Linked DNA regions of Homo sapiens: region 2 is linked to region 1. A link is a contact called in ENCODE Hi-C or POLR2A ChIA-PET data. All regions are on one chromosome and are shown on one strand. Each heading gives the region's core, a stretch centred on a gene start or an enhancer-like site at or near the end of the contact. The rest is flanking DNA. Distances are from core to core; before and after follow the strand shown.

Evidence for each region. A loop is a pair of places that touch in the nucleus more often than their neighbours do. ChIA-PET counts read pairs that join two places held with the same protein, here RNA polymerase II (POLR2A). Pooled maps may share reads with other maps.
Region 2: a loop to region 1 is called in a pooled map, with 2.2 times the contacts of the local background. The contact joins the enhancer-like site here to the promoter of MGST1 in region 1. A Hi-C loop is called at or near these places in 1 of 37 single-sample maps with no recorded cell type and 1 of 50 pooled maps. POLR2A ChIA-PET finds 5 or more read pairs at or near these places in 1 of 52 experiments (GM12878).

What each region holds. Positions count from the first base shown.
Region 1 is chr12:16,344,263-16,351,228 of GRCh38, forward strand. MGST1 (microsomal glutathione S-transferase 1) reads left to right here and starts at 3,383. Exons shown (of 4, transcript NM_020300.5): 1 at 3,383-3,448. RefSeq lists enhancers at 2,473-3,402, 4,333-5,262.
Region 2 is chr12:16,521,459-16,528,588 of GRCh38, forward strand. It overlaps a transcript of MGST1 not described here. Among named protein-coding and RNA genes, the nearest start is that of LMO3, 81 kb to the right of the region's middle. Within about 2 kb of position 3,118, at least 2 of the 41 ENCODE cell types and tissues checked have a DNase peak (open chromatin) inside an H3K27ac peak, as active enhancers do.

The DNA of each region.
Region 1 (6,966 bases), core at 2,133-4,632:
CCTATTTATTTTCTTAATAATGTCTTTTGATGAAGTTCAATTTATCAGTTTTTTTTTGTTTTATAGATAATTTTTTGTTTCCTGCCTAAAACGTCTTTACCGACCCCAAGGTCATGAAGATAATCGAGGTTTTCTTCCAGAGGCTTTATAGTATTAGCCTTGAGGTCTGTGATTCAGCTTGAATTTTTGTGTATGATGTCAGTTAAGGGTCAAAGTTCAATTTTTTTACCATGTGGCTATTCAGTGGTTCCAGCCCCTTTTGTTGAAAGCTTTCCTTTCTTCAGTGAATTGTCTTGGCACCTTGTTGAAAATCAATTGATCAATTAAATATAGTTCTATTTCTGGATTCTATTCTATTCTTTTGACCTATTTGTCTATCCTTATACCCTTACTATACTCTCTTGATTAGCTTCAAGAATTTTTATCATTTTTTAGTTCTGTTCCTTTCATCGTGGCTACTTTTGCCTCTTGACAATATTAGCTTAAGAGTTTATTTCAGAAGTTAGCACAGCTTTCAGGCTGCTGTGTATCTCAGAGTGTCTGTCTAAAAAATAGGAAAAATAAGAACTCCCTTATAGGGTTATTGGGAGAAATAAACAATCTAGTATACATGTTTAAAATGTATTATAACTCTAAAATAATCCTTAAGTGTTCAGAATATTGCTTATTTTTGTTTCACTTTTTGCTCTCTTGACCTTAAAACATATTCTTATGCAAGTTTACTGAAATCCCCCAGTAAGTTTCAGATTGTGGCAGGGCACCTGTTCTGTGGATTTAGGGAAAAACAAAGGCCCCAATATAATTGAGGGGAGTGACAGGCACCTGTTTTCTTCCTATTTACAGCAAGCCTTAACAGAAGGTGATGGCAATTCTTTCTGCCATTTTTACTTTGTCTGTTTTAAAAACAGACAAAGGTATTACTGGACTTCCAATGCTTTGCTCTTCCAGATATTTCTAATTTGATCCCCTGAACAGTCTGCTTTTTTTTTCTTTATTGTGGTAATTCCTTTTTCAGATGAATGACCTTTGCTCTCCTCACCCCAAATCAATGACCTTTTAAACTGTTTTAATATTTACTAGGGAATTACTTGTTCTGAGGCTTGGATTGAGTTTCTCTAAAAGATGGTATTCTAGAATTTAAATGGTGGTGAGAGGAAGGGTTGAAAAGCTGAATCCATTCTTTTACCCAGACGAAACTAAGCTGAATAACAACTCTCTCTCTTTCTCAATCATTTAAGAGCTTATAACAAAGATGAATATAAAGTGTCAATTATTTTACAACTTTTACCTGTTACCGCCCTAGTTCACACCCCAACTGTCATTCTTATTTCTAAATGGAAACTTTCCTTCCACAAGCTTAATGGCAACTTTTTACCTTTTTGGCCTTTGTGTTTACTAGATTGTAAAATCCTGGAGGACAGCTCTTTGACGTTATTTATCTTAGTTTTAGATTTTAGCATCAAACCAAGTACATTGCATTCATTTAATAAATGTTTATTCAATTAAACCAACTGCTAATATTCTACCCAATACAGTGTCATATATATATCCGTATGTATATATATAATATTGCCTGATACACACAAACACACACACACATATATATATGTATGTAACAGGCAATAATTGTTCGTGATTTAGTGATAGTAGGAACTCAGTATTTATTCATTGATCAATTAATAGTTTGAACACATTCTATATTTAGAGCATTAGATGAGTCAAGTGCTACTTTCTTTTTTAAAAAAATGTTAGAACCAGCTGGACGCAGTGGCTCACGCCTGTAATCCCAACACTTTGGGAGGCTGAGGCAGGTGGATCACGAGGTCAGGAGATCAAGACCATCCTGGCTAACACAGAGAAACCCCGTCTCTACTAAAAATACAAAAAATTAGCCAGGCGTGATGGCAGGTGCCTGTGATCCCAGCTACTTGGGATGCTGAGGCAGGATAACGGTGTGAACTCGGGAGGCGGAGCTTGCAGTGAGCTGAGATCGCGCCACTGCACTCCAGCCTGGGCTACACAGGCAGACTCCGTCTCAAAAAAAAAAAAAAAAAAATGTTAGAACCATTCAACTAGCATTCTGTAGACCAAATTATCTAAACAGTAGCTCTCCTCTTCCTTTTTCTGCCATGTTATCCATAAGATTTGGCCTGTATCACCTTATAATAAATGAAGAGAGTCTTAAATTCTTATAATACCAAACTCCTTTGGAGAGAATTCAGAATAGATTTATGTCATCTCAAATTCTATCCTATTCCAGTTAATGTTACAGACAGATTCTAGTATACTTTACAAAGATAGGTGAATAAGTAGAGTTTTGAAAAGATACAGACATAAAAGTGAAGAACAGATGCCTTCTGATGCTAGATTTTCCAAAACTCCTACTGTTATGCTTATATAGAAATCATTCTCAGACCTTCCTTGGATTAATTTCTGTTCCTAGAGCAAACTGGTAGTTATTTCTTTCTTTAATAGAACATGAACTTGTCCATCACATCCTAGAAAGTTAGTCCTAGGGATATCCTTTAAAGCCTAAAGGAGTAAATTAAGAGCAAAAAAAGGAAGTAGACCTTGCAACAGGTGGTGAGTGTCTGAGATATAGCACTAGGAGAGAAATAATATAGATTGAAAACAGAAATCCTTAAACATTTCTCATATAAACCCATGAAAGATAGATCCATAAATATTGTGGGGACTATGGGGACTAGGAAGCTTGGAAGTATCCCTAATCTAGATAGTGATGGTAGGCTAAATATCTACGGCTTCCGTAAACGTTCCTCTAAACCTCCCTGTAAAAAACACACTAAGCTGATTGTGTAATGAGCTGATCCAGTACAATTGCCTCCAATTTCATTCTGGACCCTGAACAGGAGGGGACATCGTGACAAAGCAAATTGTCTGGTATCATGAATTTGGAACACCGTAAGTGATCTTTACTGAGGGTTACATTCTGTCATTGTCAGCCTTTTAAGGAGGCCTTGCCACCAGCGCAGGGGAGGTGAAGTCTAAGGGAAGGTAATATTGTCAATGCCTGCTAATTAGTTCTACCCTGGAGATTTTAACTTTCTGCGAAGTTTTTAAAAACAACTTCCAAAACTCTGCTGATCCTGAAATGTTCGAGAATTCAGAGTTCCTAGACAATGGCTACTGTCCCCCTTCCCACTGATTAGGGGAGTTGGCATTTCAGGAACCAGAGTTTCTAAGGGCGCCAAATAGAAGGGCTCAAAGGGAATCAGCAGGCGATGGTTACTGTGGGCGGGTAAATCAGGTGATTTAGAGGAGGGGTTTGGCGAGGTTGGGGTCGGGCTTTAAACGTGGGAGGGCTAATTAACAGGAGATTAACTGGAGAGGGGCGGTGCCTGCGTCCGGCCCGCGCGGCCACAGTCCCTGCATTGCGCGCGACCCGGCGGCGGGACAGGCTTGCTGCTTCCTCCTCCTCGGCCTCACCGTGCGTACTGGGAGGGGAGAAGGGGACCGCATGCAAAGGGTGGCAGGCAGGGAGGGCCAGGGTGGGTGGCAGATGGAAGACTTGGGGGGGTCTCTGCCAGCTGGAAGTGCTTGGCTCCACTTAGCAGCTAAACTTAGCTTTTCAATCGATCGCTTTTGAAAGGGAATTGTATTTCTGTCCCCGTGCGGGTAAGTTTTCCCATTTCTCAAACTCCAGGAATGAAACGAGAGAGTCTTTTCATGCTTGAGTGATGATTTCCAAACTTAGCCTTTTCAAGTCAAAGTAACCTCCTGTTTGAAAGGGTCCCTTGAACTCTGGGGAAGGAGGAAAAGGCACGTGTAGTAATGGAGGAAATGCCTGTAGTTTGAACGACTGCTGTTCTCCCCAAGAGTGCAAAAGCCTGCGATGTCTCAGGTTTCATGGGCATAGTGGCCTTTATGCCTATTGTAAGGCAGGATTTGCTCTTCTGAGTTCACTTTGATAGGAGAAACATCAGCAAGTTTTAAAATAATACTAAATAATACTACTGCTAATAATGCTAGCTATCGAAACAAGAGGATGTGGGTTAGATGATAATATTTTTGTGTGATATTATAGCCAGTGACAAGAGAGCTAAGGGTGAGCCCCTTGGGACGGTTCTCACCTGTGCCCCACTTCCCCAGTCTGGAGGAGGAAGCCATGTGGAAGGAGAAAAGGAGAAGGGAACTCTCTTTTTCGGGAATTAAGGTGTCATATATTGCTCTAGCTGGCTTGGGACAGAGGAGAGAGGAGTGCATGTAAATCTTCTAGTCTCTCTGCTTCTCTTGAAATGTGGCAGTCTGAGCTCCACGTTTATATTCCCCTATTTCTTCTCCCTAATTTCTTACCCAGTGAGTGCTGAGTGGGTGCCCGCAAGCATTGCTGTATAGCACCCAGGCCTCCAGTGAGCAATCCTTAAAGCCCAGTTTTCCTGGGGTCCCAGCCTGCTGTGAGTCCCAGCCTACACCTACCTTTTGCATATGCTTTTCTTGGCCTTAGGATAGTACTGGACTTTGTTGTCCTCTGCTGTTTCCAAAATAAGAGGGCTATGTGTGCGATTATCTTTGGTAATTAAAAAAAAAAAAAAAAAAAAGGCAAATCAGTCCAAATTTGGATATTACCCTCTCTGGCAGACGAGTAAAATTTTTCTACCGCTTTGTTTTAGAGTGGTGTCTATGAATCCCTGAGATTGGAAAAGGAGGTCAGGTCAGCACAGAGAAAGGCCTTACCCCACCACTCTCCCGAGAGGCACCAGCATTTCACCTGCAGCCTCTGGGCTCTGAACCCCACTTTGCATGAGACCACATAGTGGGCTGAGTCTGCAGCCACCACGATGCCTTCAGGAAATGCTAGAATTCATCTAGAGTTCCAGATTAACGTATCCGCAACATGGCCACCGAATTATCTTTTTTCTTTATCTCATGTGTAGTGTTTGTTAGTTTTAGAAGGTACAAAATTGCAGAGTCATGGCCCTGGGGATGCGTGCCCAGATTATTCATGTGTTTCACAATATTGATGCAGAAAGGCTGGCCACCTCATCCTGAGAAGAGAACTTTGCTCATTTTGGCCAAAAGCCTGTAAAGGGAAAGGGCGTTCCTCAACTGAGAAGTGAAGATTCTTCTCTGCTAGATAGTACGGGGGTTTGGGGGGAGGGGTAGAAAACAGGAATGAGATTTGACAAGGAAAGGCCTCCAGAAGACCAGAGCTGTTGAGAATTCTTAGCCTTGATGGTGGGTAGCCCAGAGGTAAACACTTGAGAAAACTAAGTTGCAGTCTTGGTCTCTCCACTGTGAATTTGGGTCATATTACTCACTACTTTTCTGGGCCTTAATTTCCTTACATACTAAAGGTAGAAAAAAATATTATTTGCTCTACCTCAGGATTTTTCGGGTCAAGCGAGATAAAATATGCAAAAGCTTTTTGAAAATTCTAAAATCCTCAGTGCCTAGAACAGCGCCAAAGTCGGAAGTTTTTTATTTACCAAACACACAGCATTTAACAGGTCCCAGAGCTTCTTTTTTTTTTTTTTTTTTTGAGACGGGGTCTCGCACTGTCACCCAGGCTGGAGTGCAGTGGCACGATCTCAGCTCACTGCAAACTCCGCTTCCCGGGTTCACGCCATTCTCCTGCCTCAGCCTCCCGAGTAGCTGGGACTACAGGCACCTGCCACCACGCCCAGCTAATTTTTTGTATTTTTAATAGAGACGGGGTTTCACCATGTTAGCCAGGATGGTCTCGATCTCCTGACCTCGTGATCTGCCCGCCTCCGGCTCCCAAAGTGCTGGGATTACAGGCATGAGCCACCGCGCTCGGCCCCCGCTTTTCTAACTTTATTCAGCTAAGGCTCACAAGAATCCAGTGAAATGGGAGTTCTTATTCAACTCCTTTCACAGGTAAGGTGAAGAGGTCCCAGAGAAGTTAAGTTACACTTACTAAGTGGCAGGGTCGAGATCCACCCGAATGCCAATCTAGTTCCAGAGTTTTGAATACTTGACACTCTACCCCATGTCCTCTTATGAAGAAGTCACCTCCACATTAGGGGACAGAGCTCTGGTCTCTGGCAAGAGAGGTTGAGATACTTATTACCATGCTGGCCAATGAATGGAGAATATAATGAGCAAACAAACCACTGTGCAAACATGATTGATCATTGTAAATATTTTCTATAATTCATAACCAAATTAGTGTTTTTCCCTGCTTACTTTTCTTTGATTATTTCTCCTTCATTCCTTGAATCCTCAAACCACTTAACATTTCATCCTGTTATTTATTATTATACAGGACCACTCTTCTCCCTCCTGACAACCTTTCCTGGTAAAAGGCTTTCAGTAATTTTGTTGTGGCTGCAGAGCCAACCATGATAATGGCTGCAGTTTTGTGCAGCAAACTCGTGGCAATTGATTGATAAATCAGCTTTGGGGGAAAAAAAGTTTACAACAGCATTGCCTTAATCCATGCTATAAACAACTACTATTTCTTAATGTTCTTACCTTAACTGCTCATTACCTGGCTCTTGGGTACCTGTGAAGGGGAAGATGTTACCCTGGAGAGATGGTTCATTGACTCATCAGGTGTGTGTCAGATGCTTGGTGCTGGCCAGTCTCCCAAACCCACAGACTTGAGGAGTTAAGCCACATTCTTCGTGATTGAGAAACTCTGTGTGAAGTGCACAGTGTGTTGTTCATTTTTAAAGAAAAGGCCTCCCATTGCCCTTTTTCCCAGCCACTGACTTCTTTGTGTACTTTCCTACCAACAGTCCTGGGAGGCTGCCATTTTTTTCTCTACTCTTTCAATACTGATTTTCAATGAGGGGGAAAAAAAAGTTCTCTGGACTTTTGTTCCATCAATACATAAATTTCATTCTGGGAACATTAGTAGAGGCCTATAGAGAATGTTTTAGTTTTAAAATTATTGTTAAGTAGCAACTTTCTATTTGATAAACTTACCTTAATTTTAAAAAACTTCACACGCTTGCTGTATTTCTTCACATCTTTGTACAG
Region 2 (7,130 bases), core at 1,868-4,367, 180 kb after region 1:
ATTTAGAGGCAGACAAGCAGGAAAAGCTGAATACTAAGCATTGTTTAAGGCAGTAAAGAGTTTAATTCAATACATTTTACCCTAAATTTAACTACAGAGTTCAGCATTTAAATGTACTGAGAGATTCAGAATCAAATCTTAGGCAAAGTTTTCAAAAATCTACCAAAGCTTTTGTGTGTGTGTGGTTTTCTCTCACTTCATTGCAATATAACATATTTTTTGTCTTTTCCCTTTGACGATGAGAATTAACTTGCAAAGAAATTTAAATTAACATCAAAGTGAGAAGAGACAAGAAGAATTTATGAGCTGAGATTAGCACTCCAAAGAAAGAAAAGTGAAAATACAGCAATAAGATAACACTCTTGGTAGGCTGTAAATGCTCCTCTGCTTTTAAAATTCCCTAACAAGGTGAGTGAAAACCATTCCGAGAACACTATTGTCAAGAGACACCTTTGAACTGATCTATCCTGAAGAATAACCCCCAGAAAGGTAGAAAAAAAAAATAACTTTCATATGTTTGTGGCCACACGGTGCAGCTCCGACTTCTGAACATTTTTCCCCAATTATTTTTGTAAAGTATTGATCGCAATTTAATTTTGCAGTCCCAACATGAGAGGCGCTTCATGCTGAAATGTCTCACAGGAGATTGTAATCAGGGTCTAGCCTGAAGGTGAAGCGCTCGTACATAGGTTTTACTCTATTCCTCCACTCTTCATCAGCTCGGGGATTGGAGCAGAGGGCATTCTCAGGCAGATTAATTTTTGACGATGGGATCGATGGAAGATGTTTTTTCCTCCTGACATTGAGTCATCTAATTTGCTGTTTATCTTTGGCTTATTGAGTTTTGAGCATTGTTAAATCATACCTTTCAGCTGTTTAATTTCATATGTGAATTTTGCATTCCCCTCTTGTACTTTGGCATAACTCTTTTACCTAAAATGAGCAGGATGATGGGCCTTTTTTGACACAGGGTTACTGCTTTTGAGTCTGTTAAGTACTCCAAGGTAATGTTATGGTACTTCTAGCCTTTTTTTCTTTGCTTGTGGCCATAGATCAGTTCACCTCTAGGGAAATCATTACTTGCCATCATTATTATCCCCAGCAGCTTCATCTATTCTTCCTTGTTTCCTGACTCCATGGCTTGATGAAGTGCCTAGATGTGCGAACACCTTATCTCAGGTCTCATAATTAACCCCTTCATAACACAGGGTGAGAAGATTATTTTTCCTGGGATATACTCCATCTAGTTCAATATTTGGGACTCTTTGTAGTAATCACAGCAGCTTTAACAGTTTCAACTCTGTTTCTGCAGTAAGATGTGAGTTTTGTAAGTGTGCTGATGGCTAGAAGAAAAATGCTTTCTACCTAGAGAAACTTGGCCTTAGGTAACCTTTCTTTCTGTTTCCCTTAAAGGTAATCAAGCTGTATCTCAAGACAGTGCCTCATCTATACACCTGAAAATTCCCCACAGTGGCAATATTGTATTAAATGTTAGTCATTCTATAAATTTTTATGAGTGTAGTCATAATTATCTAGAAATTAATAAAATATGAAGTGGGCTTTTTTTTTTAGTTTGAAAGACATATGACATATTTGCAAATAGACCTGAAAACAAAATAAAAGTAAAGATATTGACAGAATGTACTTCTAGATTTGAATTTAACATTAAAACAATCTGTCAGTTCTATCAATTCAGTAAATTAGAACCATCCTATTTTATACACCAAACCACTTACGGGTTTGATTGAATAGAGAAATGTTATTCCTGCTATCACGAAAAGAGCCCTGGACCAAGTCTTAGTAAATCTGATCCTTGCTCTGCTAACTAGTTGGATTTTTTTGAGAAAGTCGTAACATATCTTTGACTCTCAAGTTTTCTCATCAGTAAAATTGGGGAGTTTAAAAGACAGATTGTTTTCTAGGTGTAAAATATATTATTTTACTCTGTAATGTTATGTACATATTCATCTGTCACCCAAGGCCTCACTCTCCTCCTACCTCTTCCAGGAAGCTTTCATGCCTGTTGCTGCCCACAGTGCAATCACTGATGTACATACTCTCACAGCCATTCACTTGCTGTTTTACCTTCATTCTGGTGATGCTTTCTGGTACTTAAAAAAAATGCTTCACTGTATGTTACAAGACGGGCTTATGATTCTGTCTTACATGCTATTCCAATATCTCTAAAAAATGACTATCCATTCTTTGAGGCTGCATTTTATTTTTGGAAAAAGCCCAAAATTATCTGTAGGCGTTGTTGTAAAGAAGATGAGTAATCAAGACTGGAAACTTAGTTTTCAAGTGAATCTCTATATTGTTCAAGTTTCTTAACTGAAACTGACTATGAACACAACTCCAAGAGAAGAGATCTCAGAATGCATTGCATTGTCAGCATTGTTAGAATAAGCATATTGTCCGGTGAAGTAACTACTTTGGAAAAACAGTTTTTAGTTTGATGCAATTTAATTTAATAGTTTTATTTATCGGTTTCATGCCCTTACAGCCACACATTATATGTCTTGTCCTACTAAGTTACAATTTCTTCCCAGGAAAGAAAATGGTGTTAATCTGTATACATTTGCTTTGTAAACATTTCAATTCTTTCCTCAGTTCAGACTTTAAGTTGCTATTAAAGAATCAATCAACTAAATTTGTCAGAAAGTGTTTGTGTTTTATTAGCTGGTATCAGAGATGAGAATGAGTCAGCATTTTAAAAAATGAGGAAGTAAACTTTCTGTGCCACAGAATATATGAATTATACATGTAAATAAAAAATTACCAATTAATATTCATATCTATAAACATTAGTGTAGGTTATTGTCTTTATGAATCACATTAAAATACTTTGGTTCAGAACTTTTTTGTTAACTAATCAACAGGAAAAAAAAAATACTTCCAAACCTGTTTGTGAAAAGAAAGAGCCAGAAATACTCTATTTCTCCAATGTGTACCTTTCTTGAGATCTGAATGAACTGTGGAGGTTCAAGGAAAATATTGAGCTTAACGATGCTGGAGGCCAAGCAACCATATCCACCAATTATGTCTATAAAGAGAAGTTCCCTGGTAGTGCTGACCACATCAGTTCATCAAGTCCAAGTCCAGTCAGACAACACATACACAAGCAAGATTAGAGGGAACACCAAACCTGTTAGACTTGTTTGGCTGTTGTTGCATATTCATAAAATAGTAATGGTCACTTTGTTTGTTCAACCTAAACTTCAAAGGTACTTTAACTCCAATGTTTTGGTCTTCATTTTCACTATATTTTGTACTTATTGTACAAACCCATCTATTATATACAGAGCTTACATATTTATGCTGTGTAAGGTAACTATGACTATGTGGCATATTCATACCATAATTATATATTAGTCTTGAAATAAATAGCTAGGATACCTAATGAAATAATTATTGTAGAAGTCATTAATTTATTGAGCTTCTGTTAACATCCTTACAATAAACTCTGTGTTGAATATCATCTAATCCCCATTGTAATCCTATAGATGGCCACTGTTATTGCCTTTATCTTATGGATGAGAAAATTTATTAAGAAGGGACCTTAAGAATCATGGAACCCATTTTTTTTTTTATCAATATGTCTCATGCTAGGTTTTATTCCTGATGTGAAATAGAATAAATTGGCCTTCTTTCCTTTTCACCTGATATAATTTGTTACTTACCTTGAGATAATTTTTTTTTATTATACTTTAAGTTTTAGGGTACATGTGCACATTGTGCAGGTTAGTTACATATGTATACATGTGCCATGCTGGTGCACTGCACCCACTAACTCGTCATCTAGCATTAGGTATATCTCCCAATGCTATCCCTCCCCCCTCCCCCCACCCCACAACAGTCCCCAGTGTGATATTCCCCTTCCTGTGCCCATGTGTTCTCATTGTTCAATTCCCACCTATGAGTGAGAATATGCGGTGTTTGGTTTTTTGTTCTTGCGATAGTTTACTGAGAATGATGTTTTCCAGTTTCATCCATGTCCCTACAAAGCACATGAACTCATCATTTTTTATGGCTGCATAGTATTCCATGGTGTATATGTGCCACATTTTCTTAATCCAGTCTATCATTGTTGGACATTTGGGTTGGTTCCAAGTCTTTGCTATTGTGAATAATGCCGCAATAAACATACGTGTGCATGTGTCTTTATAGCAGCATGATTTATAGTCCTTTGGGTATATACCCAGTAATGGGATGGCTGGGTCAAATGGTATTTCTAGTTCTAGATCCCTGAGGAATCGCCACACTGACTTCCACAATGGTTGAACTAGTTTACAGTCCCACCAACAGTGTAAAAGTGTTCCTATTTCTCCACATCCTCTCCAGCACTTGTCGTTTCCTGACTTTTTAATGATTGCCATTCTAACTGGTGTGAGATGGTATCTCATTGTGGTTTTGATTTGCATTTCTCTGATGGCCAGTGATGGTGAGCATTTTCTCATGTGTTTTTTGGCTGCATAAATGTCTTCTTTTGAGAAGTGTCTGTTCATGTCCTTCGCCCACTTTTTGATGGGGTTGTTTGTTTTTTTCTTGTAAATTTGTTTGAGTTCATTGTAGATTCTGGATATTAGCCCTTTGTCAGATGAGTAGGTTGTGAAAATTTTCTCCCATTTTGTAGGTTGCCTGTTCACTCTGATGGTAGTTTCTTTTGCTGTGCAGAAGCTCTTTAGTTTAATTAGATCCCATTTGTCAATTTTGTCTTTTGTTGCCATTGCTTTTGGTGTTTTAGACATGAAGTCCTTGCCCATGCCTATGTCCTGAATGGTAATGCCTAGGTTTTCTTCTAGGGTTTTTAGGAACCCATTTTTTAAGTAATAAAGTTAAGTCCCAGGGAGCTAAGTGGCCCACATAAAGCTACATGGTCAAAACTCAGGTTAAAACAAAGCTCTCCTGACCCCATTGGAATGTTCTTCCTACTCTACCTTCCAGACTCCTAGTGCGGTATGTTGCTGGGGAGATATAAACTTTCATTTGTGATTATCTTATTATCTCACTGAAAGAAATCAAACTGCATGAGAAATTTCCTGCAGAATATTGTTAAGATTTTTTTCCTTTGGAAAAAAATAAAATTCCTATAAACGTGTTAAGGTTTTGATACTAAGCATATTTTTGTTTAGAAGGTACAAACATGATTTTATTTTTATTACCAAGGTCTTGCCATAAAGGAATTTTGAGTCACAAGTATGAATTCATTCTATCACCATAAATTAGGTAAGGTATTTATAATAAAACCAGGTCTTGGGATTTACGTCTGAAAGAGATAAATCCTAAAATTGGTTTTAAAGAGGCTGTGAAAAGTGAGCCAGGAAGGGAGAAGCCCTGTTTTGAATGCCAAAATCTGGAAAAAGTGAGTCATGATGGCTGTAATCCTGGGTCAGAGTCAGGGCTGCAGTAGTTGGTGTATCATTATAAAATCATGTTTTACTGTTGCTCCAAAACTCCCCTCCTCCTGTGAACAAGAACTTAGGAACCAAAAGAGCTGAATCATGATCTACAATAAGCTATTTCTGCTGTATCTATCATCATCTACATCCATCCTGAGCAGAAGAATTCCTAGGCTGTGGCACCACTTAGCTCTAGGTTACAGATGAGGGGAGCAAACGGTGGCCCTTCATGTTTTAGTTAATTGCCCATCAATACAAATACCCAGTTTGACCCATCTTAAATGTCTAGTGTTATTTGTTTCAGCCATTCTGCAACATGAATTTCTTCCACTATCATATATCTGGTTTCTTTGCATGTATTAAATAATAATAATATTTTCAAAAGTATACCAAAAAAGAAAAAGAATAAATTCTAAAGCTCTGGACAATCCACAATTTCACAATGAGCTCTTTAATAATTTAGAGGTGATTTAGGATTCTGTAATTAATTTCAAATCATATAAACTTAATAGCCATTATGTCTTACACTAACATCATATTTTCAAAAAATCTTTGCAACTCTGATAGGATATAGGTATGTTGCATTAAAATTTTGAATAAGGCTAATAAATCACACATGGAATTAGTAGGTTATGGAATTATGGAGCAGGCAGGAGATTATAAAACAAGTTGTTAAATTGGGGTAATTTGGCCATACATAACTGTTTCCCATCACTCCATTTCCTAGCCTAAAATGGTATAAAAGGTATGTCTTATAAAAGGAGTCTGAGGTTCTGGAATCTTCTGGCTTGGTCAGTGCTTTTGCTCTATTAGGTTGCTAAGACTACCAAACTTCAAGTGTACATCATGGGGAATAATAATAATAAGTCATCAGGAAGCCATATCCCATTCTATCTTCAGATATTTTTCATCTTACTTATACACCTTGCATGGAGTCTTTGCTGTGGTTGCTAATCCTGGAAACTGAAGTAGCCTTTATTGTCTGGCCCAGAGCAATCAGCGCATACGCCCCCTTATTTAATTTTTCTAAGCACTGTACAAGGTAGTCAGAGAAGGTGCTATTATCATCAACCTATAGAAAAAAGAATATAAGGCTCAAGGAGGTATTTATCCAAGTTTGCAGAGCCAGGCAATATGTGAAAATATGTTTAAATCCAGATCTGTTGATTCTAATTCCTCTATTCTGCTACTGAGTCTGTGAAAAAGGGTTGACAGAGGCGATTACTTTTGAATGAGCAGGTGCTGTAGACCTAGCCAGATGATGAATTAACAAAATAATTAATTCCAAATCGTTTTGGCTTGTTTTCGCCAGGCAAAACAATGTCCGCCTTTTTCATTTTGTGGGGATAACCCATACATTTTCACTGACTGCATTGCCTGGTTCAGTGCCTGCTTTCCATAGTGAAACACACAGATATCATCGTAGGCTAAACATAACTCAAGATATGGTACTCTGGGGAGGATTCAGCGAGGGGAACGTATATAAAGAGTTGTCTTATAGAGTGCAAGGACAATAAAAATGAATATAAAAGTAAACATTGGTTCAAATAAGTTAAAAACAAGACCCGTGCTCTTAAGAATATTATTATGCAAGCAAGAGAAATATCCAATATTTATGAAGCATTATTTTATTTTTCTTAATGCCATATATCTAGGCAGTCAGATGTATGTCTGTTGTCCCAGGAGTATTATCAATTTATGGTGGCGTAATAGTCACTCATGATGAATTTT